Linked DNA regions of Homo sapiens: region 1 is linked to region 2. Evidence: read pairs that join two places in POLR2A ChIA-PET (ENCODE). Cell type or tissue: PC-3. All regions are shown on one strand. Each heading gives the region's core, and the rest is flanking DNA. Links, peaks and the distances in the headings are about the cores only. Region 1 overlaps LOC101929485 (a long non-coding RNA gene). Region 2 overlaps LOC101929485 (a long non-coding RNA gene).

Region 1 (12,349 bases), core at 2,641-7,640, 130 kb after region 2:
CTATTCTCCTCTATGGGGTCTAATAGAGTTCAAAGAAATCAAGATAGCTTATTTTCTTGCATGTGATGCGTGGATTGAAATAGCTGAGTGGAGTCAAGCATCTCTTTTTGTCTAAGTGGCCTCTCTGAAGAGTGTAGGAGTCTCACAGTAGCTGGAATACTTTCATGGCACTGACTTCCAGAAGGAGCATTTTAAGAAACTCAAGTGAAAGTTGCAAGGCTTGACATGACCTAATCTCAAATGTCACTCAGCATCACTTCTGCTGTATTCTCTTGATTATACAAGGCCAATTCCAATCACTGTGGAAGGGGCCATAGAAGAAGGAAATTATGAAGAACCTTGATTCATTTGGGGACCATATTTGGAAATTAGCTCCCATGCAGTCCTCTACTAGCTATCTATGTGCTCACCGACTTCTAGAATACATTTTTTTATTCTCTACCCAAACTACTACTGTTTCTACTTCCTAAAACATAATTTTCATCTGAGTTAGTGGAGTAAATAAAGTTTATTACAATGAATTTTCAGATGTAACTAAATTGGAATGGATTTTATAATACATAATGACACCAAATAAACTAGACAATATCATCTCCATTTCCCCAAACCAATAAGTTTGGTTTTTAGCACCAAAGGAGCAATTTCATGGCATTGCTTGTTCATTTAAGATTTCATACACTGCTCCTTGTGCATTCTTATGTGATCTCAGTGTATAAATTTGTTCTCTAAGAATCAGTTATCACTGTTAATCATACAGTTTCTTTTCAATTACAAAAACGTGGGAGAAGGCATTATACTGAGTAGGTAGTCAATATGTTTGTTAGTGCTATTTATATAGAAAATTTTTAATATGCATATGTTTACTCAATAAGCATATGCTAAGAATCTATTTCATGCTGGGCTCTGCATAATATTTTTGTGGAAGTGTATGCCCCTGAAACAGCTGCATAATCCACTTCTCTTCCCTCCCCACCATCTTCCTTCCTGACTGCATGGCTTTAAGTACCACTCAGGCTAATTAAAGTTTCAAGAACATTGATAGCCATTTAAATCTAGTAGTTTTATATATAGCAATTTTCTCTGGCCTTTCTCTGAGACAGGTATAAGATTTTTAGATTTTCATGGCAGTAGAATGGAGCATATTCTAATTTCCTCCAAAGTAACAACAGCAGCATAAAAGAATAATCTAGTGTGCAATCTTTAGTAAATCTTTTGTTCTTCAATACTTTTCCTCCTTCACTCCCTCCTTACTTCTTCTTTTGCTCTCTTTTACTCCTTTTTTTTTAACAGTAAATAAAAGGCCAGGTGCGGTGGCTCACGCCTGTAATCCCAGCACTCTGGGAGGCCGAGGTGGGCGGATCACCTGAGGTCAGGAGTTCGAGACTAGCCTGACCAACATAGAGAAACCCCGTCTCTCCTAAAAATACAAAATTAGCCAGGTGTGGTGGTGCATGCCTGTAATCCCAGCTACTCAGGAGGCTGAGGCAGAAGAATCACTTGAACCTAACTCCATCTCAAAAAAAAAAAAAAAAGAAAGAAAGAAAGAAAGCAAAATAATACAGGGTTGCTGAAAATATCACTTTCTAATGAAATCCTCTCTGATCACATTTCTGAAACATCGTCTCTTAATGTCAGTCATATTGTTGTCTTTGTTTGCTTAAGTGCAATTAACACAATCTATAAGACTTGTTATTTGTTTTTTCTTCCTCCCTCTGGAAAACACTAAATCAAGGAGCATAGACACGTTATGTCTAGTATGCAGCTGAATCCTTGGTACCTGGCCTAAAGTTAACAATAATTTTTTTTTCTTTTGAGACAGGGTCTCAATCTGTCACCCAGGCTGGATTACAGTGGTGCAATTATAGCTCACTGTAGTCTCATCCCCCGAGGCTCAAGGGGTCCTCCCACCTCAGCCTTGCAGGCTGGGACTACATGCATGCACCACCATGCCTGGCTAATTCTTATTTTTTGTAGAGATGGGGTCCCACTGTGTTGCCCAGGCTGGTCTCAAACTCCTGAGCTCAAACAATCTTCCCTCCTTGGCCTCCCAAAGTGCTGGGATTACAGGAGTGAGCAACGCGACCTGGTCTAAACAAAGATTTGTTGCATAAATTAGTGAAATCAATTATTCCAAATGAACACAGAAACTAAGTAATGCGGTATCCATTGTTAGTCATTATGATTAGTTCCCCAATATATGCTTTCCCCTCTCTTGACAATGCCCCTATTTTCATTCAAGTTTCCACACTTCCCCTGCACAATATAAATGTTTTAGGGGAAATGAATTCTACTTCTAACTCTAAATGTGAGATATAAGCCAGGACAAAGGAAATCAGTAGGTGACATTCCTTAGGCTACAGTGAGAAAATAGTTTTTGATCCAGTTGAGCCAGGGAGAAGATCCAGAAAATGGTTTATTCACTATCAAGTAAGAAGAGCTACACATTTTTTTATGGCCTGAAACTTAACACAAATGTTGTAAGCATCCATCATTAAGAAAAAGAGTACACCAGTGACTTCCACCAATGGTCAAGTCTCAGGTCTTGACATATTTTGCCTCTCAATAGCAGCTGACACACTATGTGGTGGACACTACAATGCATTATCTAGAAGCTTTTTCAGAAATGAAAATTTTAGTATACCAACTGCCAGGATGCTGCAACAGACAGCCCTCAGCTGTCATCCCCTTCAGGTACTACCTCTGTTGAAGAGACTTTCACCCCAAGTCACACCTGCTTCCTGGGGCAGCCCAAATCCAATGACTGACAGAGGTGTGAGTATAAAGACTTGGTCCTTTCAACCAAATTTATAACAGTTCCAATGGGTTCTCTCATCCTCTGTACTCCCCTCAGGATCAGCTGAAGCCTTCACTGAGACTTACATGCAGTTTGGCTTCTCTCTGTGCCAAATTCTGTTTTGTTTTTCCAATAGGTGTTTATCACATACAATGACTCCTTAATAGACATCCCACATGCTAATGTCTAACTAATACACCAAGACATGTCACCTAGAACAAAGCCCAGTGCAAAACAGAAATGCAACTTCCTCTTCCCTGCCCCATACTGATTGTGTGTTTTTTAAGATTTAATAATCTTCCTTGAAGGTTAAAACCTTCAGAGGTCTGATAGGGATGATGTTCGACCAAGGCTGACTTGCAGGGTAGTTACTATGAGGAGATTAATATATTTTTTATTATATTTAATTATTAAGCTATTAATTATTAAGCAATTAAGCAATTACTTATATTTTTATTCAATCTTGGGGGTAAGTAGAGAATATTAGGAAGAATAGACACATGTGTACAAGTACTTATATAAAAAGTAATTATATTTTAGCCACGTGATGCTACTTAATTGTATTTGTCAATGTGACTAGTGTAAGCCCAGATAGCTGGTAAAACAGTATTTCTGGATGTGTCTGTAAAAGTTGTTACCAGAAGTGATTAGCATTTGAATTAGCAGACTGGGTAAAAAAGATCTTCCCTCACTGATGTGAGAAGGTATCATCTAATCTGTTTAGGACCTGAATAAAATAAAAAAAGAGGAGGAAGCTTGGCTTGAGCTGGAACATTGTCTTTTCCTGCCCTCAGACATCAGAGCTGCTGGTTCTCAGGCTTTAGATGATGCCTTTTGAGGACTTACCCCAGCCTGATATCATCAGCTCCTGTCTCTCTTCTTCCCCTGGTGCTCAGACATTTGGCTTGGGAGTGGGAGTTACACCATTGGCTCCCCTAGTTCCCAGATTTTTGGACTTGGACTAAATTATACCATGTGCTTTCCTGGTTCCCCAGCTTACAGATGGCATATTGTGGATCTTCTCAGCCTCCATAATTATATGAGCCAATTACCATAATAAATCTTCTCTTATATATCTCTCTATATGTCCTATTGGTTCTCTTTCTTTGGAGAACCTTGGCTAATGCAATCAGCATTTAAAATACACTTAAAAATATTTTTCAGAAGCACTACGTTCTTAGTATTTGTCCCAGAAAGCTGTAACTAATACTGCACTCTAATGTTACTTGGTGGTGCTAGAAGTTTCCAATCACGTTACAAGTATTCCTGAGAGTCCTTCTGACATTCAAAAGCTCTGATTGCCTTATACTTTTAGCCTCTGAAAAGTTAAGTTGCCCCCGTTCTAAAATTCCTAAATGTTACAATTTGAATCAGCATTCATTTCATTGTTCTGGTTCTTGATGAAAAATTAAAGTGCAGAAAAAGAAAAGACAGTGTGGATTTGTCAGATATATTTTGCAAAAGCCAGCAAAAATGTAAAACATTTGGCTAATCATCCATTGTTTTGTTCAATTAGTACTGATTTGAGTTGTACAAGATTTTGTAATTGAAACGTTTATTTTGAATGAAATCAGTGGCCAGTTTTGCATTTCTAGACAAAGAAGCATAGTGCAGTATAAAAAACAAGCAAACAAAGCACACTGGACAGTGTGCCAGGAGGCCAAATTCAAGCCCTGTCACTTCCTAGCAGCATGACCTTGCTAAATCATTTAACTTCTTTGAGGCTCATTATTTTCATCTGATATCCTGGAGCTAAATATGATAATGCATGTGAAAGTACTTTGAAAACTAAGACAAATTTCACACATTTAAGAACTCACCATCATTATTAATATTATAATAAAATGCATATGTCAGTCAGGGTACTAGTTTGTAGGCATCAAAATTATTAGGATAGATTTAAGCAGTAAAAAGTTAATTGTTGGAAGGATACTGGATAGGTCACAGAAGCCATTGGAAAGCTTGAGAATTTAGCTCAGGAATGACAGGACTTTAGATAGTCCAAGAAACCCAGCCAAGGCTATATTCCAGGAATAGTCTGGTGAACAGTCCACTCTTGGGACTACCAGTGTACAAACGCCCACCTGGGTCAGTAGCTCACAACTACCACTGGTCAGTGTCAAGGAAATGAATTCCAAACTTTACCTTTACATGACTAACTCAAATTTTAAAAGTTTTTGACTGTCTAAACTTTAATCATGGTTCTGCACCCTACTTGCTAGGGTCTAAAAAGGGGCCACTTATCACACTTTGGATTTCATAATAAAAATCAGGATCCACCAAATTTCCATTATACAGGAATAAGTTACATCAATACCATTTTCCCAATCAGGGTTGGATAATAAGTCATCTAGCGACAGGGAGGCTTCTTGTCAAGTTTTAACAGCCACCATTCTATATTAATTACCCCTGTAGAAGAATTACTTTGGCTAACAAATAGTGATAGGAACTATGCTGTGGCGGGTAGTCTGTATCTGTAATAATTGCTTCCATAGAAATGAACACCAAATAGCTGGCAAGTATAAGCTGGCAAGGATAAGGCACACACCCAAAAAAATATACAAAAGGAAAGAAAGATGTCTATATAATTATACAGAGTGCTGAACTACCAGTGAACAGAAAGAAAATGCTCAGTTCTAGTCAGACAATAGTAATTATTTCAAATGTACATTATACAAGTAATTGGCAAAAATGAGCTAAATCACTTATAAATTACATAAACAAAGGACTAATATTTCAATTTTCAGAAGAAAGTATATATTTTTGATATTTATGAAACACTGAAAACTGTTTATAGTCTTCAGTAATAAATTGAAAGCAAATATTTTATAGTGTTTCATTCTTCCTGCTGTCTGTGAGGCTTTTTCTTTTTTCTTTTTGAGACAGTGTCTCACTCTGTCACCCAAGCTGGAGTGCAGTGGTGTGATAATGGCTCACTGCAGCCTCTACCTCCTGGGCTCAAATGATCCTCCCACCTCAGCCCCCCAGCAGCTGGGACTGTAGGCACGTACCGCCATACCCAGCTAATTTTTGTATCTTTTTGTAGAGATAGGGTTTCACCACATCATCCGGGCTGGTCTCAAACTCCTAGGTTCAAGCAATCTGCCCACTTCGGCCTCCCATAGTGCTGGGATTACAGGCATGAGCCACTGTGCCTGGTAATATATGGAGCTTTTATACTAAATTTCAAATTTGTTGACTGATTTTATTGGATGACCACTGGAATTTTTCCTATGCCATGAATGGAGAAAAATTAGAACAATATTTTAGTTTTATAAGATGATGAAAATTATCCTTGAAATATTTAGACTGATTTTTAATATATTTTTATATATGACTTAATAACATATATGATATATAAATTATATTTTATATACATATATATAACTTATAACAACTTCCCAAGTCACAAAATTATTTCTTACTAAACAAAAATTGCTATTTTACTGTATGGAGGGTTTGAAGGCAGTATTGAGAAGGGGTACTAGATCTGAGGGAGAAGAGAGGCCCAGATTATTTTGAATTATCTTTTAAGAAAGCTCAATATGCATGTAGGAAGTTTTTACTGGGTGCAGCACACCTCTGCGTTGATTCACCATGAGGAAGCCTGTGAAGTGTTAGGAATAACTCTCTGCTAGATTTCCTATTTGTGATGAGAACTTAATATCATATGGACCAAAGGTTTCTTCCCACTGTGCATCCCTTTACAGAGATTCTGTAAATTTAAGATGTAGAATTGGCTCTAGAACCAATTTATAGGTCTGTTAATGTGACTTCTTGAGATGTATTGGTGACTAACCCTTCTTCTGTTTTGTAACAGACAAAGTTGGTGCCCCACCTACATCCCTTCAGCACTCCCTGGAGATCAGCTGCAGCTTCCCATGTACACTACTGTGAATCCCTTAAGCACCGTGTCTTTATGTCTAAGAGAGCAGTCTGACCCGTGAGTGGTACAGGGCAAACGTGCTGGAGAATTAATGTTCCCATAAGCAACTATCAACCAATGAGGGATTGAGGCTGGTAGATAAAATTCTGTAGCAGGCTTTGTAGGTCCTGGAATTCTGAGGTGTACTCTATATGGTCTCTCAGAGGGCACCTTTCCCCAGTTTTCCTACTTCCTCATTTTGCTGCCTCCTAAATAAACTTCTAAAACCCAAATTCTTGTCTTGGAATCTTTCTTTTTAAATGTCCACTGGATTTTATTATTTGTAAAGCCAAGAGTGTCACTATTCTGGAGACACAAAGTTAATCAAAGAACAAGTGTCTGCTAACTAGTTGCATTTATGGGGAACTAAAACAATCAGAGATTGTCTCTGTTTCCTTACCATCGGAACCATGATCTGCTCTGGTGTTTGCATCTTCTACTTTTATGGCTGGTATGATTTGAGACTCTCTCGTAGTATAAGTACAAAGGAACACATGACTGGAATTTATTTCTTAAGCTACAAAAAGGAATGGCTTATTGAGACTTTTTCTGATAGACTGCAATACTTGTTTCCTGCTAATCATCCTTTACACAGATTTCTTATTTATGACTATTTTTTAAATTGCTTGTGTAAATGAGACTTAAAATGTTGGAATTCTATGGTCTGCAAATCTTGCCTCTCACTTCAAAACCTTGAAGGCAGGATGGCTTACTTAAGAAACAACCTCAATATTTCAGGCAACAGATAATAGTAGTGAAATAAATGCATCTGAGAGACTACTGGATTAGAATAGATACAGCTGGGTGGATAGACATTCAATTCGCTGACCGGGAAATTGAAAGAGGAAGAATAGATAGAGAGAGGGATATAATATAACTGCATGTTCCCCAAGATCCACTGAAGAAAAGCACTGCAGAATTGAATGAATGCAGGAATTGAGAAACATGAAGAAGCTCTTGAAACTTTGCAGAAAGTGGTAGGAGTAGAAGATCTGTGAGCAGTGTATTAGCCTGTTTTCATGCTGCTAATAAAGACATAACTGAGACTGGGTAATCTATAAAGGAAAGAGGTTTAATTGACTCACAGTCCAACATGGCTGGGGAGGCCTCACAATCATGGTGGAAGGCAAAGGAAGAGCAAAGTCACATCTTACATGGCAGCAGGCAAGAGAGCTTGGGTAGGGGAACTCCCCTTTTTAAAACCATCAGCTCTCATGAGACATATGCATTATCACAAGAACAGCACAGGAAAGACCCACCCCCATGATTCAATTACCTCCCACTGAGTCACTCCCACCACACATGGGAATTATGGGAGCTACAGCTCAAGATGAGATTTGGGTGGGGACACAGTCAAACCATATTAAAGCAGTGATTCGGGGAAATAAAGAAACCAAGAGTTAGGACGAGGATGAATGAAGACTTATGAGGTAGCTGGGAGATGGGTGAGTGCTCAGAGGAGGAGTAAAAGGACAGAACATTTCCTGTGTTTTCACAAATTGGTGTCTCTCCCCATTTCATTTGTTTCTGTCATTACTTCTGTTTTTTGAATGACTATTTCTGATTCAACCTAGGATGCTCCTCTTCCGCTCCCAAGGGGGAGCCAAGAATTTTAATGTCTCTATTTGATTATATCAGTGTCACCTTACTCTGGATAATATATTTTTAATATTTTTATTTCTTCATCTCAAAGAATACTTTTCAACATTTCTGTTTTCTTTTTAATTTTTAAAAGGCATGGATTCTTTTCCTTTAACAGAAACATAATAGCATTATTTCATTTAAAAATAATAATTCTTTAATGTCATCAAATATCTGGCTAGTTCAACCTTTCCTTTTGCTTTTGTGACTCATCTATTCCTTATTTTGGCAATACATCAGCCCTGACTTTTTATTATTTACAGACTTGGTTTACTTCCTTCTGCCAAAGATAAAAGACAAAAATTGGGGTTTTCATAAAGGTTCTCTTACTCCTTTAGGGAGTTAAACAAAATACCAGTAACTAAAATCATCTGAAACAACCAGTTTCTATGATCTTAAAAATGTAAACATGTCATCAAAATCAAATGTCTCATATATATGTAGCCCAAAGGTATTAAACCTTAATATCTTAAGGTTTAAAGTATTAAAGTAAATGCCAGAGTGTCCCTGCTTTCTAAGAGAGGAAAGGGCATTGCAAGTTCATGACAGAATGAAAGACTTCAGAAATTTGAATATATTTCCCAGAGCCAGAGGGCTGAAAGTTGGTTATACAAGACTTGTACAAGCCTCCAGGTTATGAAAGATAAATATTTTAGAAGATAGAAACAGATATCTTCCCACCAAGAAAAGTGGCCAATGAAAAATAATATCTACTGTGTAGTAGTCACTGTATTAGGAACTCTTCATATGTGAAATAATTCTCACAGTAACCATGTAGAGGAGAGATTATCTAGACCACATTGCAGACTTGTAAAGCAAAATTTAAAGAAGTTATCTAATCTGTCCAAGATCACATAGTTACAAAATAAATATGTTTTCAGGCCTGTTAGACTCCAAAACCATGGTCTGTTCATGATAATAGCAGGTTGACTTCTCTGAGCGTAGTTAAGGTATGTTAGAATGTGCTATGTCTGCTTAAAGATGAGGAAAAACAAATTTGTATCACACCTATGTAAGCGTAGTGCTGAACTAAACTCCATGAAAAGGATCTGTCCTGTGAACCACAATGTCAAAGGAAGAGAAATGTGCAGTGTTAGAGCAGCTGTACCACTTGCTGAAATTTGATCATAGGTGACTTTCTTATGAATGTACATTTAATTAAAGTTTCCCTTTAAACTGACCCCCCTCCCATATCAGTCAGAGTTTAGTCAGGAAAATAGAGCCACCATAAGAGTTGCACAAATAATGTATTTTTATGACATTAACTAGATTAGTTACTTATAGTAATTAGACCTTACAATAATGCGCAACAAGCAGGGGAAGTGAAGGTCTGAGAGAGAGAGAAAGGATCTCATCACCCCATCGATGGACAGGTACAGGTATCCAGTCAGAGCTTAAAGGATAAGATTGCCAGATTTAGCAACTAAAAATACAGAACACCCCATTACATTTGAATTTCAGATAATAACACATCTTTTTAGTATAAACATCTTTAAGCAATATATGAGTATAATTTTTCTATTTGATTGTTTATCTAAAGTTTAAATTTCACTGATATCCTGCGTTTTATCTGACAATATGTAGTAGGAACATGTGAGAAATCAAATATATTCACCTCTGAAGTGAGACTGCCAAGGGGAATTTTGTAAAGAGTCTATAAAAATAGCTACAAGCTGCATAGCCAGAAGCAGCTACTGGGCTACACAGCTAAACGTCTGGGGTACCCCTGGGGCTGCCATTGGTCAACAGGATGGGCAGTCAGGAAGAGGAGCTGGGCAAGGAGCAAAGCTAGCAAGGACAGTCTGGGCACCTCTGTAATGGACAGACATCGTGTCTAACCACAGCTACCTTTGGTAACAATGACTACTCCTTCACAGCTGCCTTCTGAATTGTGCAGAACCTCTCTCAGCCACACAGGAAAAGAGATTCTGAGAAAGACAATTCCCAGTCTCAGTCAAATCAGTGTAACACAATGTAGTATATCTAGTCTTTTGCCCAAAACTCTCTCTTGCTCTACCTCTGTCTTCCCTTCTCCCTCCCTCTCTCTTTACTGAGTTAAAGTGTACGTAAAAATACGTGGATGGTAAGTGTAGTTATATGAGTTTTGACAAATTTATACACCTGTGTAAACACCATGAAATCAGGATACAGAACATTTCCGCCACTCTATAAAGTTTCCTTATGCCCCTTTCCAGTCAACCAGAGTTTCTCATAGGCAAACACTATTGATTTTTTTATTATAACTTAGTTTAGCCCCTTCTTGAGTTCTCTTTCAACAGAAACATACAGTATTTTTCTTGAGTATCTGGCGTCCTTCACACAACATAACATTCTACACACTAATGTTGCTGCATGCATCAATAGTTCATTTGTTTTTCATTGCTGAGTATTCTATCATATGAATATACACACTTTGAAAATTAAGTTTATTGAAAAGATAGCTTTTTACCGACACTGTGAATAGAAAAACCAGCATTATTGTCATATGTAAAATGTAAGCACCCAAAAAATACAACGAAATGTAATTTAATATTGTTAAATTGTACTTATATGCCAAATGTTGTGAAACTCCTCTTATTTTCTAACATTAATTAGAGTAGTATCAAATGCATTTAGGTGCTGACCTAAGTGACAAGTGATCTTAAGGGATCAAAAAAACTGTTGACAGGTAAAAGAAAGAGATAACAATTTAAATTAGTGGCTAATCTCATACACCCTAAAATTATCTTGCTCACAATCAGTAGTGACTGCCACCACTTCAGCTCTCACCACATGCTGAGGAACACTCACCAGAACATGATATTGGAGTCTTTAGAGGAGAAAACTCTTATTTGGAGGCTACCAGGAAAACATGGTTTCAAGACGATGTTCTCAGCAATTGGAGTTACTTATCACCTACCTAAAAAGCAGCTGGGCCAGGCGCGGTGGCTCACGCCTGTAATCTCAGCACTTTGGAAGTGTGAAGGGGGCAGATTGCCTGAGGTCAGCAGTTCGAGACCCACCTGGCTAACATGGTGAAACCCCGTCTCTACTAAAAATACAAAAAATAGCTGGGCATTTGTGGCGCATACCTGTAGTCCCAGCTATTTGGGATGCTGAGGCAGGAGAATCATTTGAGCCTGGGAGGCAGAGGTTGCAATGAGCTGAGATCATGCCACTGAACTCCAGCCAGGGTGACAGAGCTAGACTCTGTCTCAAAAAAAAAAAAAAAGCAACTGAAGCTGATAACGACCTAATCATGGCCTGAAGAGGACAATAGACCTTCTAACACTAAATAGAATTGTGTTTCATAAATTGGCTAAGGATCCAAAAAGACATTAATGAGCATGGGGTAGAAGTTTCCTTGCTTTTCCATAGATAGATAGATAGATCGATAAACATTGTATATGTAGATATATATGAAAATTAACAGAGCCTTTTTGTAGCTGTTTATAACTATAGAACTTACCTATATTTTTAAAATTTTAATAATTATGGATTTTTAAATAATTAAAATAATAAAGCTTAAAATATAACTGTAAGCATATTATAAAAGACCAATACACTGAGAAGGATATTTAAAAATATATTACTTACTAGTGAGCTGCAAGAATAGTGGTATGAATGCTTTATCTTCTAATTTTATATTGCACAAGAAAAGTAAGAACTAATGACAAATTTTTAGACCACATCATATTCTGTTTGTGTTAATATCAGAGTAACATTTTCAAAGGTAGGAAAACATAAACCATATTGTGAAATAATCTATAAAAGTCTCCAGCATGATGTCTGGTTCTTACAAGGGAGCCAATAAATATTAGTGTCTTTTCATCTATTAAAATCTCAGGAGTAGGAAGCCTTGTAGAGGATAGAAAATGGAATTGATGACTATCACTGATAAAATAGTTTCACCATTTAAAAAAGTGTAAGAAAGACTGATAGAAAAATACTATAACTTTTTTGAAGTTTAACCTAGGTTAGATCTACAATAATGAAAGGAGAAACTGGTT
Region 2 (12,349 bases), core at 4,600-9,599:
CACCAGAGAACGTGGGGCTGGTAGGATGGGGAAAGGGGAGATGTTTTTCAAAAGGTACAAAATTATAGTTAGACAGGAGGAAGAAATTTGCAAGATCTATTGCACAGCTTGATGACTATAGTTAACAATACTGTATAATTTCAAATTTGCTAAAAGAGTAGAGTTTAAATGTTCTCACCACAAAAAATAAGTATGTGAGGTGATGTGTATGTTAATTAGCTTAACCACTACACAGTGTAAACATATATCAAAACATCCTATTGTACCCCATAAATATAATTATTATTTGTTGAAGTTTTTTTAAAGCTAAGTACAAGTACAATTTAGGTGGGGAAGGGAGCAAATGTATTCTGCACAGAGGCCTCAGATCTCTAATAGAGTGACTGAATTCCTGAAAATTCTAAAAGACCTTTCTCTCTCCTATGTTTTTTTTATATCTGAAAGTCTTTTTTTCCTTTCACTTAGAGGTTTGCTGTGTATTAGATGGAAGCAATATGCTTTGTTAACCATTTCATGTGTTATTAGAATTGATAAAAATATTTCTATTCTAAACTTTAATCCTTGTCATTATTTTTGAAATACAGTTTCTATTTGGAAATTTTGCCTGTAGCAAGTCTGAGGGTCAGGAATTCTGGTCAGATAAGCTGAAAAAAAAATTATGTGCTAATACATTCAACTTGGGTTATGTAATTCCATATTCTTAAATTTCTTTTTTTAATAAAAAAATTAACCTATGCTTCTTTGAAAACACTATTCATACATAATATATGAGTTGAAGCACAATATAAAATTCATTATATTGTCAAAAAAATTATTCTTTACATGCCCCCACTCCATTGGACAGCTAACCTTTGTTGGCCTATTTGTGTATGTTATTTCAGAGTATGCACACACACACGCATGCGCACACACGCACACACACACACATATACATACATACAAACATATAGTTTGTTTTGTATAAGATATATGATCATGGTATATAGTTTGCCAATCTAATCGACCAGTTGTACTGTTCATCACAGCCTAAATTAGATGTGTCTTAACATTTACCTCGTTTATCTTTATTTTTCAGAGTAAAGCACCCTGAAATTTTTGGTTGAATTCTGAATTGGGAAGATTCTTATATAACCATTGGTTGCCATCCTTAAAAGTTTTCATCAAGAAAAAACTGGGCCTGACACAAGGGAAAGGGCTTCTGAGGATAACATAGCTTTAGAGCATTTAGTGTGTGTTGGAGGGGAAGTGAGTGATAAAATAGTTTAGAAGATAAGTGGTTAAGTTTTAGGAAGATAAAATTAATGTGAAGGGAAAACAAGCTGCTGCTTCTCTGCTTCAGTCACTGCCCTGACACTTTGCAGAGCAAAGCATCAGAGGAGAAAGGAGAATAGACTGTCAGTGGCTTGGCAGGTTAGATTTTTATGTTTCATCAGCCGCAGCATATTATCTTCTCAAAGTCTTTGTGATTTCCTTTTTTTTTTTTTCTGATTCATGTTGCACTTGTTCTGCACCAGCGAAAAAAAGTAGCTAAAAAACAAATATAGGCATGCACACATATTCACTGTCCCCTACTTATATTTAGCTATTTAGCTATACCTCTGTTACCAAAGACCTTCAGTGAGCTGTGAAGGTTAGTAAACAGCCCTGACTAATTCATTACTACTCAACCTTTATTTCAAGTGAAGCTAAAAGGTTGTTTTAGGAAGAAAAGCTATTTTCAAGAACAGGTAGATAAACAAGTTAAAAAGGAGAATGAGAAATGTTTAAGGAGTAATATTAGGCTCTAATTACTTGGGAATTTAAATTACAAATCACATAGTAGGTGACACTGAACCCAACTGATCACCAGAAGTGTTGAAAACGTGGCTGTCAGTCAGAAAGCCACAAATACGGAGGCTCTGTTTTTGTAGATCCGGCTGACAGCTCTAGGCTTGGCAGCCTTGGGAGACTCATTTGTTGTTCTTGTCATGAAGTGATTATAACAAACACACGTTCTCAGGCAGATAGAGAATAACTATCTGTTGTGGGTAGGTATAGTGTCCGTTGTGGCTTTTTTCTAAAAATTGCTGTTGCGTTGGTTTGGATTTACCCAAAATTACGTGTTGTGAAAAAAAGGCTACAATTCTACTTTAACCAGTTATCTATCTAGTAGTTTAATATGTACGTTTCTGCTAAGGGGAAAAGAGAATAAATTAAAATATAGAGTGGAAATTATGAAATGAGTAAGGAAGAAAATTAGGTGAAATTCTAGATTCACTTTAGCATGGATGTCTTGTCCACAGTAATAATTGAACTTTGAACACTGCTAGATTTGGGAGGATTTATAAGAGATTGCTTAGTGCTATTTGTTTTAGTAATGCATTCCTTGATGTACACGTGCATTTACCATCCTTGTTGATTGACGCGCCTGATGGCTTTCATTCCACTGTGAGCTTCTTCAGGGAGGGGATAAAGGTCTTTAGCTGTTCCATCAGCATGACCTACACCATGGTTGGTATTTCTTCTTTTTTTAAAAAAGAAATGTGAAGAAAAGACAAGTTCCTAAAGGTAATGAATTTCCTCTGTGATTTCTACAGTCAAAGAGGCCAACATGGTCACGTTTGAGAAAAAAATCATTAACCATGCTTCGGATGTGTTAGGAAACCATGCGCTTGAAAAGAGGATGAGTGTGTTACCTTCTTAGCAGTAGGAATTAGAGCTTCCAAGTATACCTCTGATCACTGTGAAACAGTCCTTCAAAATTCCCTCAATTTTGGATTGGTAATATTTGCTAAAAGCAACCATGATCTTAATACATATAATCAATATGTTTTTAAATTAGAGATTCTATGCTATTTGTATTTTATGATTAGAAAGCAATGACCCTGTAATGCTATTAGATTCTCTCTTCTGATACAATATCTTGTGACCAATAATGTAGCTTAACTCTCTTTGCTTCTTTCTCTTGTAAGGACAAAGGTAATAACAACCATGGGTTCAAAAAATATATTATAAACAATTAAACATAAATAGAATAAAAATAATGAAACAGGCTACAGTGCTAGGCTTGAAGTTTTTCTTGCTGAATGTCCTTTAGCAATTTATATCATTTATGTTAACCTTACCAGCTTCATGTATAAAATGGGGATCTTACAAAATTATATTCTCATTATTCAAAAGATTGTTGTGGGATTCAAACAGTACAATATTTTTAAGCATGCAATAAACTGGAAATCATGAAATACATATTAGTTTAAAATGGTTTCTTGAATTACAGTAGTTCCTTTTGTAAGAGAGAGACTTTTTACAATGAATACATATTATATATGACGTCTAATTCCAGTAATACATGAAAACAATTGTGGGAAAGTTAAGGAGTTGTATTAACTCTTTCAGAACCAAAGTTTATTCACTCTAAGTGCCTAAGTTACTCCCGAGAATGATTCATGTAGAGGAATAATTCAAACTAACTGATCTTGGTGTCTATCCATAAAATGTAGCATGCTGGAAAATCCCATCTTTATCTTACTATGTGATTCAGAGTAAGAAAATTCTTAACTCAGGCATGGTTTGAATTACATAGAATATTGAAATGTAGTTTCTGAGGGCTTTAAAAATATGTACGTTAGTTTATAAAATGCCTTTGAAATACAGACTATTATATTTATTCAAAAGTCCAAGAATGGGACAGGAAAAAGCAAATGTGTTGAAGATGCTTCTGAGTGAGAGAGATATGTTAAAATGATGACAAGGGACTTTAAGCTGTACTGGAAAGAAAATGAAAATAATAAATAATAATAATGGCAAACACTACTATTACTAGCTCTTTAAAGCCTCATGTACAGGAGTGATAGTAGTCCTTTTCCAAATATATTGTAAGGTTTCCTTCATATTTTGTTGATCTGCATTTTGTGTCATTTTTTCTATAGATACGTTTTAAGTTTGTATTTACCTATATGTATGCATCTTTTTCTTTATGGTTCCTGGCCTTCATGTCATATGTAAAATGGCTTTTCCTATTCCAACACTGTTTAAAAAATTCACTAGTATGACTTTAAAGTACTTTGACACCTTACTTTGTAATTATGTACATTTCTGGTGCATCTGGAAATTGTATTAGCATAAGAAAAGAAGAAAAAGTATGTCCTATATACATATTCCCATACAACTAGTTACTTGACCCAATAGCATTTACTATTATAAATAATCCAGCTCCTCTGCCACCAATTTAAATGGTTGCTTTTGTCATAAAGTACATTCCCATATATATTTATATATTTCTTTCTAGACTCACTGCAATTTCCATTGATCTTCCAAGTCTTATTTCAGAACTAAATTGTTTGAATCATTATAACCATATGATGATATCCTCCATGACATGCAATCTCCACTTGACTTCTATAACATCAAAGACTCCTGATTCCTTCTCTGTTCTGGTTTCTGCTTTGCTGTTCCTGGTGTAAGTTCACTTACTCTGCCCGCCCCTGAAATCTGGGTGCTTCTCCAAATTCAGTCAATCGTTTTCTTTTCAGTCCCAATATTCTCAAGGTACACTCTTATCTAGTCTCAAAGCTTCAACACTGTCAAATATTACTGACAAGTCCAAAATGCTAATCTCTGGCTCAAAATTCTTTATTATGGGTTAGCCACATTCCCTAAGTGTCTACCCATATAGATGCCTGGAAGTCACTTCAAATTCAAAATGTCAAATATTCATTATCTCTGTTGTCTCATTCACCCTAAACTTTCTCTTCTTCCTGTGTCTTCTATGCCTTCTCACGACTTATCAAGAAGTAGGCCAGGCCAGTGTTGGCTCATGCCTATAATCCCAGCACTTTGGGAGGCCGAGGTGGGCAGATCACGAGGTCAGGAGTTCGAGACCAGCCTGGCCAACATGATGAAACCCCATCTCTACCAAAAATACAAAACTTAGCTGGATGTGGTGGTGGGCTCCTGTAATCCCAGCTACTCGGGAGGCCAAGGCAGGAGAATCGCTTGAACCCAGGAGATGGAGGTTGCAGTGGGCCAGGATTGTGCCACTGCACTCCAGCCTGGGCCACAGAGTGAGACTCTGTCTCAAGAAAGAAAACATAAAAAATAATAAATAAATAAATAAATAAATAAATAGAAATAGGCCAGGCCAGAAATCTGGGATTAACCCTCATCATTCTCTTGCCCTCACTGTGTTTTTAGTTAGTTAATAAGTTTGTTATGCCAATGTCAACTCTCCTATTGATGCCACATTTAAGGATGCCATCATCTTTCCCACAGGCCATGTCAGCTGCCTTCCTCTTTTTCAATAACTCCCCACATTATCCAACAGATCTCCCTGAAATGCAAATCTGATCATTTAATTTCATCTACATGAACTTTTTCCCGTCTCACAGTATTAAGATAATCCAACTTTAATATAGCATTTAGAAGCCCCTGCATGGCCTGGCCCTTGCATACCTCATCTCTTGCCACTGCTCCCCCTTCTACTAATATTCTGGAAATGCTGAGCTTCTTTATGTTCCTCAAATATGTCCTGTCTCTGCTGCCCACAAGTCTTTGTCTAAGCTTCTCCATCTGCTTGGAACACTTTTGCTTCTTTCTCCCTGGCCAACTGCTGCTCATCAATCTGACATCAGCTGAGGCTTGATTTCCTCCCAAAAATATTTCTCAAATTTTCCTATGGGGTCTTGGTACCAGTGTATGTTCTCCCATAACAACCTGTGCCGCTCCGTTTTAACACTGTTTTGGAAATGCCAGCCTGTGTCTTTCATATAAGGAATTAAATTGCAAAACATATCAAAACAATACATGTTGCCTGATATATTCACCACTGTATTCCTAGTACCCAGGAGAATGCCTGGGCATTCACAGTGTTCTCTGAATATTTATAGAAGAAAGGGACAAAAGAGTGAGAGAGGAATGTAATACATTATTTACATGATGTCTTTCTTTTTCTTTCACCCACATAATACACAAATGGGCAGTCATATACACATTCATAAAATTATCATATACAAATTTTGTACACAAAATATTGAAAGCAAATACTGTAAAATGTGAGTGACTTTTGTGGATATTGAGATTGTAGGCAGTTTTTATTTTTTTCTTTTAGTGTCTCTATACCATGTAAGACAAAAAAAATCAGAAAATCTATAACCAGAAAAGTTATTCAAATTAGACTCATAATACTCTTAATTGCAACTCTTAAAATACATTTTAGAATATAAATATTTTGGTTTTTGTGTTGTATTTATCTTCTAGGGTTTCTCTAATGTAGTACCACAAACTCGTGGCCTAATACAACAGAAATTTATTCTTTTACAGTTCTGGAGTCTACTCCAAAAGCAAGGCATCAGCAGACCTGCACTTCCCCTGAGACTCTGCATGGAATCCTGCCTTGCCCCTTACTGGCTTCTGATGGTGGCCATTGATCTTCGGCATTCCTTTGCTTTTGCAGCTGCAGCACTTCCTCTCTACCTCAGTTGTCACATGGTATTCTTCCTGTGAGTCTCTTTTTTCTTTTCTTATAAGGATATCAGTCCTATTGCATTAAGGATTATCCTACTCCAGAATGACCTTTTCTTAATTTAACTAATTACCTCTGAAAGGATCCAAGTTCCAAATAAGGTCACATTCTCAGGTAATAGAGGTTAGGACTTCAATATGTCTTTTGGTAGGAGACACAATTCAACTCATAGCCTATGTAAAAAGCACGCCTTTTTGTCTAACTCTTATATATGAAATGACAAATAATGAGCTCATCCAGACTGTACTTTTAAATGTCTCACAAAACAAACTGACCTATGACACAAATGTAATTATCCACCAATCTTTAAGATGTGAAGTAATATAGTCTTCCCATTGCTTTTTTTTTAATATTTTGCTACTGAGGAAATTATTTTTTTTGTTTTTCTATTTATTATATTTGTGTGAGTTAGGGATTGAGTTTGGCTGCAAGGAGGTGATTTGACTACAACAGCATTAGCATAAAAGGATATATGTTTCTTACATTATAAGCAAACATAGCATAGGCAATTACTAGTACTGGTTCAGCATCTCAAGCATGTCAGGGCTAAGGATTTGTGATTTTGGGGGCCTTTGACTCAGCATCTTATAATATATGCTCCACAGCCATAATTTTATTCTAAGCAGTTAAAAAAAGAAAGGCATTAAAAAAAAAAAAGTCAGTGGATCATGCCCCCTTTTTAAAAGTGTTTTCCTCAAGCCTCATTCCCAAGATAACCCATTAAGATAACCCAGAAAGGACCTGGGAGAGAAGACATACCATATCTCTTTCCTTCCCCCATCCAACCCATCAAGCACAGAATATTTTTTTTTAATTTCAATAGTTTTGGGGGTACAGGTGGTTTTAGATTACATGGATGAGTTGTTTAGTGGTGAATTCTGAGATTTTCGTGCACTGTCACTTGAGCAGTGTACTCTGGTAGTATTTTATCCCTTACCCACTTCTCATCCCCCAACCTCACGTTGCCAAAGTTCATTATATCACTGTGTATATGTCTGCATCCTCATAGCTTACCTCGCACTTCTAAGTTAGAACATATGGTATTTGGTTTTCCATTTCTGAGTTACTTCACTTAGAATATTGGTCACTAACTCCATCCAAATTGCTGCAAAAGACATGATTTTGCTCCTTTTATGTCTGAGTAGTATTCCACGGTGTGCATGTATGTGTGTGTGTGTACTTACATTTCTTCCCTGCTGTATAAACCTCTAATTTTAGTCAGTTGAGGAGATGGATTTAAGAATGATGTCTCATTTCCTTGGCTGAAGGAAACACACATACACACTACACATACACACACGTATGTATATATGTATAATTTTCTTTACCCATTTGATTGATGGGCATTTGGGCTGGTTCAATATTTTTGCAATTGTGAATTGTGCTGCTATAAACATGCATGTGCAAGGGTATTTTTCATATAATGACTTCTTTTCCTCTAGGAAGATACCCGGTAGTGGGATTGCTGGATCAAATAGTAGATCTACTTTTAGTTCTTTTAGGAATCTCCATACTGTTTTTTATCCTGGTTGTACTAGTTTACATTCCCACCAGCAGTGTAAAAGTGTTCCCTTTTCACCACATGCATGCCAACATCTATTTTTTTTTTATTTTTTAGTTATGGCCATCCTTGTAGGAGTAAGGTATCTCATGGTGGTTTTAGTTTTAAGCACAGAAATTTATGAACATTCACTTAATCTCAGTGGTGAAGGACTGTGTGATTGTTTGAGGGACATAATCATCTAATTAGGTCAAGTTAATTTTTCCAAATATAAATTAAATATACATCAGTAGCGTTGGCTATTGAAACAAAAACTTTAAGTGTAGCCTGCACAAATGGTTCTCAAACACTGATCTACTGTCTGACTCTAGGTTCTAACAATGTTTTTACAGTCATAGAAAAATAAGAATAATTAGAACCATCTGGAAAGTTTGTCACTAGGTTAAATTGATTGAACTTACAAAGCTGTCTCATTTTCAGACTGGGTCTTTTTTACCTTTTGGGGGTTATTAAAATATCATTTCTTATATAAAATGTTGGTAATAATGAATGACAACCCTTTTGTTTTACTGTGTGTGAATGTTCTTGCTCAGAAAGAAAAGAAAAAAATTCTGTTTAATCTTTCAAAAATGTTGTTTCATGAAATCCAGCAATATGAGAACCATAAACAATATTTCACCTTGGTATGTTTTTGGTACATATTTGGTATAAATGACTGTACGTATTTGTGTTTCGGTACTAATATTGTTACCTGAATGCCAGGAGCTTTGTCTAGGTCCTGCTGCTTGCAGCACAGGAAGTCAATCACTGAGCCAGGGAGGAGAGCTTTATACAGGTGTTGCAGACAAGGAAATGAGGTGTGATTCTTAAATCCATCTCTTCAACTGACTAAAACTAGAGATTTATACAGCAGGGAAGAAATGTAAGTACCTGTGGGAAAAGAGGCATTAGGGAGGGATAAGGAAGAGGAGTTGGTAAACAGGAATCACGATAGGTCTGGAATCTCATTGTCCTGATGTAGTGATCTGGTGAATTTCAGTTTCTTGATACTATCTAGGGGGCCTGAGGGTTGGTTTCCTGAGGAAAGAACTCAGGTAAGACAAATATAAATTTCAAGCTTTCAGACCAGTGGGGTTAATTTCTGTGTTTATCCAAAAAACCCAAAAACCCAACCCCCAACAAAAACAAAACAAAACAAAAAACAAAAACAGTAAACATCAGTTATATGGGACAGTTGGACCAGTTTCAATATTACCTTGTCTTTAGACCAAAAAAAAGTTTAAATACATAAAATTGGCTTTTTAAAATTCGCTTTTTATCCTGGCATCAGCTTGGATGCTTTCTAAATAGGATGACATTTAGAAAACGGGGATATGGTGAAGACTAAAATACAGAGGACAGACTGCAGATGCTCCTATACTTATGATGGGGCTATAGCCTGATAAACTTATCATAAGTTAAACATATCATAAGTTAAAAGTGTGTTTACTACCCTGATAAAGCCATCACGAAGTTGAAAAATCTTAAGTGGGACCATCATTAAGTCCAGATGTCTCTTGATTTACCATGGGGTTATGTCCAATATATCGAACATAAATTTGAAAAAATAAGTCAAACCATTACTAATCAAGAACCATCTGGATTTTGGCTAGATACACGACTAAGCACTTTATATATATTGGCATTTTTCCTTATTGGCTCTCATAGAAGTACATACACATGTTACTAACCCACAAATGAAAGATCTGATATTCATAGAGTTTGAGTGACTTGTCAAAGTCTCAAAGAGGGTAAAAGGAAAGTAAGGATTCAAAACAAGCTCAGTCTTCTTCAACAGGCTATGATTTGAATGTATTAGGAGAAAACATGCTACTCCTTTAACTCTATGAGTAAAGCTATGCCTTTATTCAATATAACATGATTTTGTTTTTTGAGCAAAACAATTCCTACGCCCATGTAAGTAATATTTTCCCCTGCAGAGGTGGTCTTCTGCAGAGACCAGTCTGTCCCACAATTTTTTTTTCTAAATGGCTTATGAATAATACAATAAATATATTACTAATATTTAGTGTTGTTATAGTTGACTTTTTAAGTGAAATATAAAATTATATTAGCTTTACTAAATTTTTTAGGACATGACCCAAAATTTAGATCCTCCAGAGCTCAAGCAGTCAAAATAACTGGAAGAACACAGATCTATGATGATGAAAGGGACGGATGCTGGATTTCATTTGGGGAGGAGCAACAGGAACAGTTGAGAAGTTGGCCTACTGGGGTCTTCATGACCACCCAAAGTGAGCAGTTACTACCAGCCCAAGCAGATCATTAACATGTAGGAACATAGGCCTATTTCCCCCAGAACTTTAGATTTTTAAGAGAAGCTTGTTATGTTGAATTTTATATGCAAGCTCCCCATTTTCAAAGGTTGAAAAAGACCTAAAATTTAAACACTTTACAGCTCAACAGTGGGTGGTGGGTACAAAAGTCTCGGGGGAAGGTCAGTCCAGGAGCTAACAGCTTGTAACATATGAGTCAGGTATTTTTTCACATGCATGTGTAATGAACATGATGTTGAACACAAAATGATTAACCAGTAACATCCTAAGCTATTGCTATAAAACAGATAAACTGCTTGGCAAGCATTAAATTTCAGTGTGACTGAAAACAAAGAGAGACTTTTTTTCCCAGAAGATTCTTAAGCTAGTCTCATTGAGGAAGCATACAGATAAAGCAGACAAGTTTCTTTATTAGAGAAACTGAGTTGTAATATAACTCTACCATTTTCAGACTTAAAAAGCACTTAATAAACATAATAAAATATCACTTTAGGGTGATTAGGGCCCTGGGGCACAAAAACGGCATTCAGAACCCGCTAGAATAGTGGGAGCAGTAGGAAGTACTCCACACAGAAGATGGCTCTGATTTGACAAACTGTCCTTAGGAAATTGATTAAGGCTCATAAACAGTTTCTTACTGAGGAATTACAGGAGGCAGCATCAGAATCCACTATAAGTGGTCAAAACTTCATTCTGTCTTTTTAGCACTTCCAAAGTACGAGAAAATGTTATAATTCCCCGTTGATAAGAGTGATAGACTGAGAAAGCCCTAACCTCAGAGAGCTTACATTCCCCAGCATACAAGGACATGAATGAATGAATGAATGAATGAATGAATAAAATGATCTAGATAGTGACAAATATTCTAAGGAAAATAAAAGAGGAAATCAGAGAGTACCAGAGCAAATGTCTGAGGATACACTGCAAATGGTGGTTGGGGGAAGCCTCAGGAAGCTGACTTCAATGTTGAGGAGTGGAGAGTTCTGACAAGAAATGCAATTGCAAATGGTTTAAAATGGGGATCATCTTAAAGAAATACCACTTGGTGTGGATCCCTTTACAGAATGTTGTTACAGTCTTCTGCAACGCATATTTTGTTCTTGTTTAAAGATGCTATGAAATAACAAACACCTACAGTGTTAGAATCATGATATAGTAGCTCAGAGAGGGCAGAAGCTGTTAAGTATCCTTTCACTCTCCCACAATACCTGCCAGGTCCTTGCAGTTAAAATGCTGTTAATTTCTCTGAATACACTTTTCCCATCTGTTAAGTCTCTACTCATTTTAAAAAGAATGATATAGGATGCAGTGTTTTTTGTTTCTCTCTCTTCCTCTCTCATATTTTCTTTAATGGAAATCCAATTAGGTAGAAATCAATTTATTCACAATAAAAATGGAATGTCTAAAAAAGGAGTAATAAAAACATATAGAATTGATTTATTGTGCTCAGTTTGAAGAAAAAAATCCCTCAGACTGGTTGAATTTAACAAAGTTAATTTAAGCAAGAAAAGTTTCAAGAACTGGGCACCACCTAAGACCCACGATGATTCAGAAATGCCCCCCACCTCCTATGTGTTAAGCTATATTTATAACCAGAAAACAGAAAATGAGAGACAGCGATTACCTGATTGGTACAGTCAGGCATTTGCCTTATTTGGGCATAATTTGGCAGCTTTCCTGGAACTCAGCTGCTTGATTAAGAAGGTGTATACTTCTAGGTTAAGTTGCAACTTGTTTACACATCAAGCACATCAAGCTAGGGTACAGTTCACTATGTACAGGGCCACTTTGGGCCAAAGTTAATTTAGTAAGTGCTTTTATCTAATAAACTCTTCATTGCTCTCCTTTTAATGGTGGAGAAACAGATTGTACAACAGGGTCCAGCTGTAGCGAACGTGTTTACAAGAAAACCCAGTAGCCTCAGAGGAGGCTGCACTTTGTAGGGAAGGAAGGGAACATCTGAGCATGGGAGAACTGTGAAGCTAAGGTTAGGTAGCCCTGCCATCTTCCCAT

What was found. ChIA-PET counts read pairs that join two places held together with the same protein. Peaks named below come from ENCODE experiments on the same cell type or tissue, not always from the same donor. Only the 100,000 strongest peaks of a DNase experiment are listed, where the experiment ranks them.
Region 1: POLR2A ChIA-PET joins it to region 2 with 11 read pairs; 3 of 35 experiments call an interaction of 5 or more read pairs at or near these places.

What each region holds. Positions count from the first base shown.
Region 1 is chr3:106,444,363-106,456,711 of GRCh38, reverse strand. The region is part of intron 5 of LOC101929485 (a long non-coding RNA gene); the gene reads left to right. Among named protein-coding and RNA genes, the nearest start is that of CBLB, 580 kb to the right of the region's middle. In PC-3, for the core only: no CTCF peak of the experiment used is centred there; no DNase peak of the experiment used is centred there.
Region 2 is chr3:106,573,485-106,585,833 of GRCh38, reverse strand. The region is part of intron 2 of LOC101929485 (a long non-coding RNA gene); the gene reads left to right. Among named protein-coding and RNA genes, the nearest start is that of LINC00882, 660 kb to the left of the region's middle. In PC-3, for the core only: no CTCF peak of the experiment used is centred there; a DNase peak (open chromatin) is centred at 6,733; H3K27ac peaks cover 357 bases.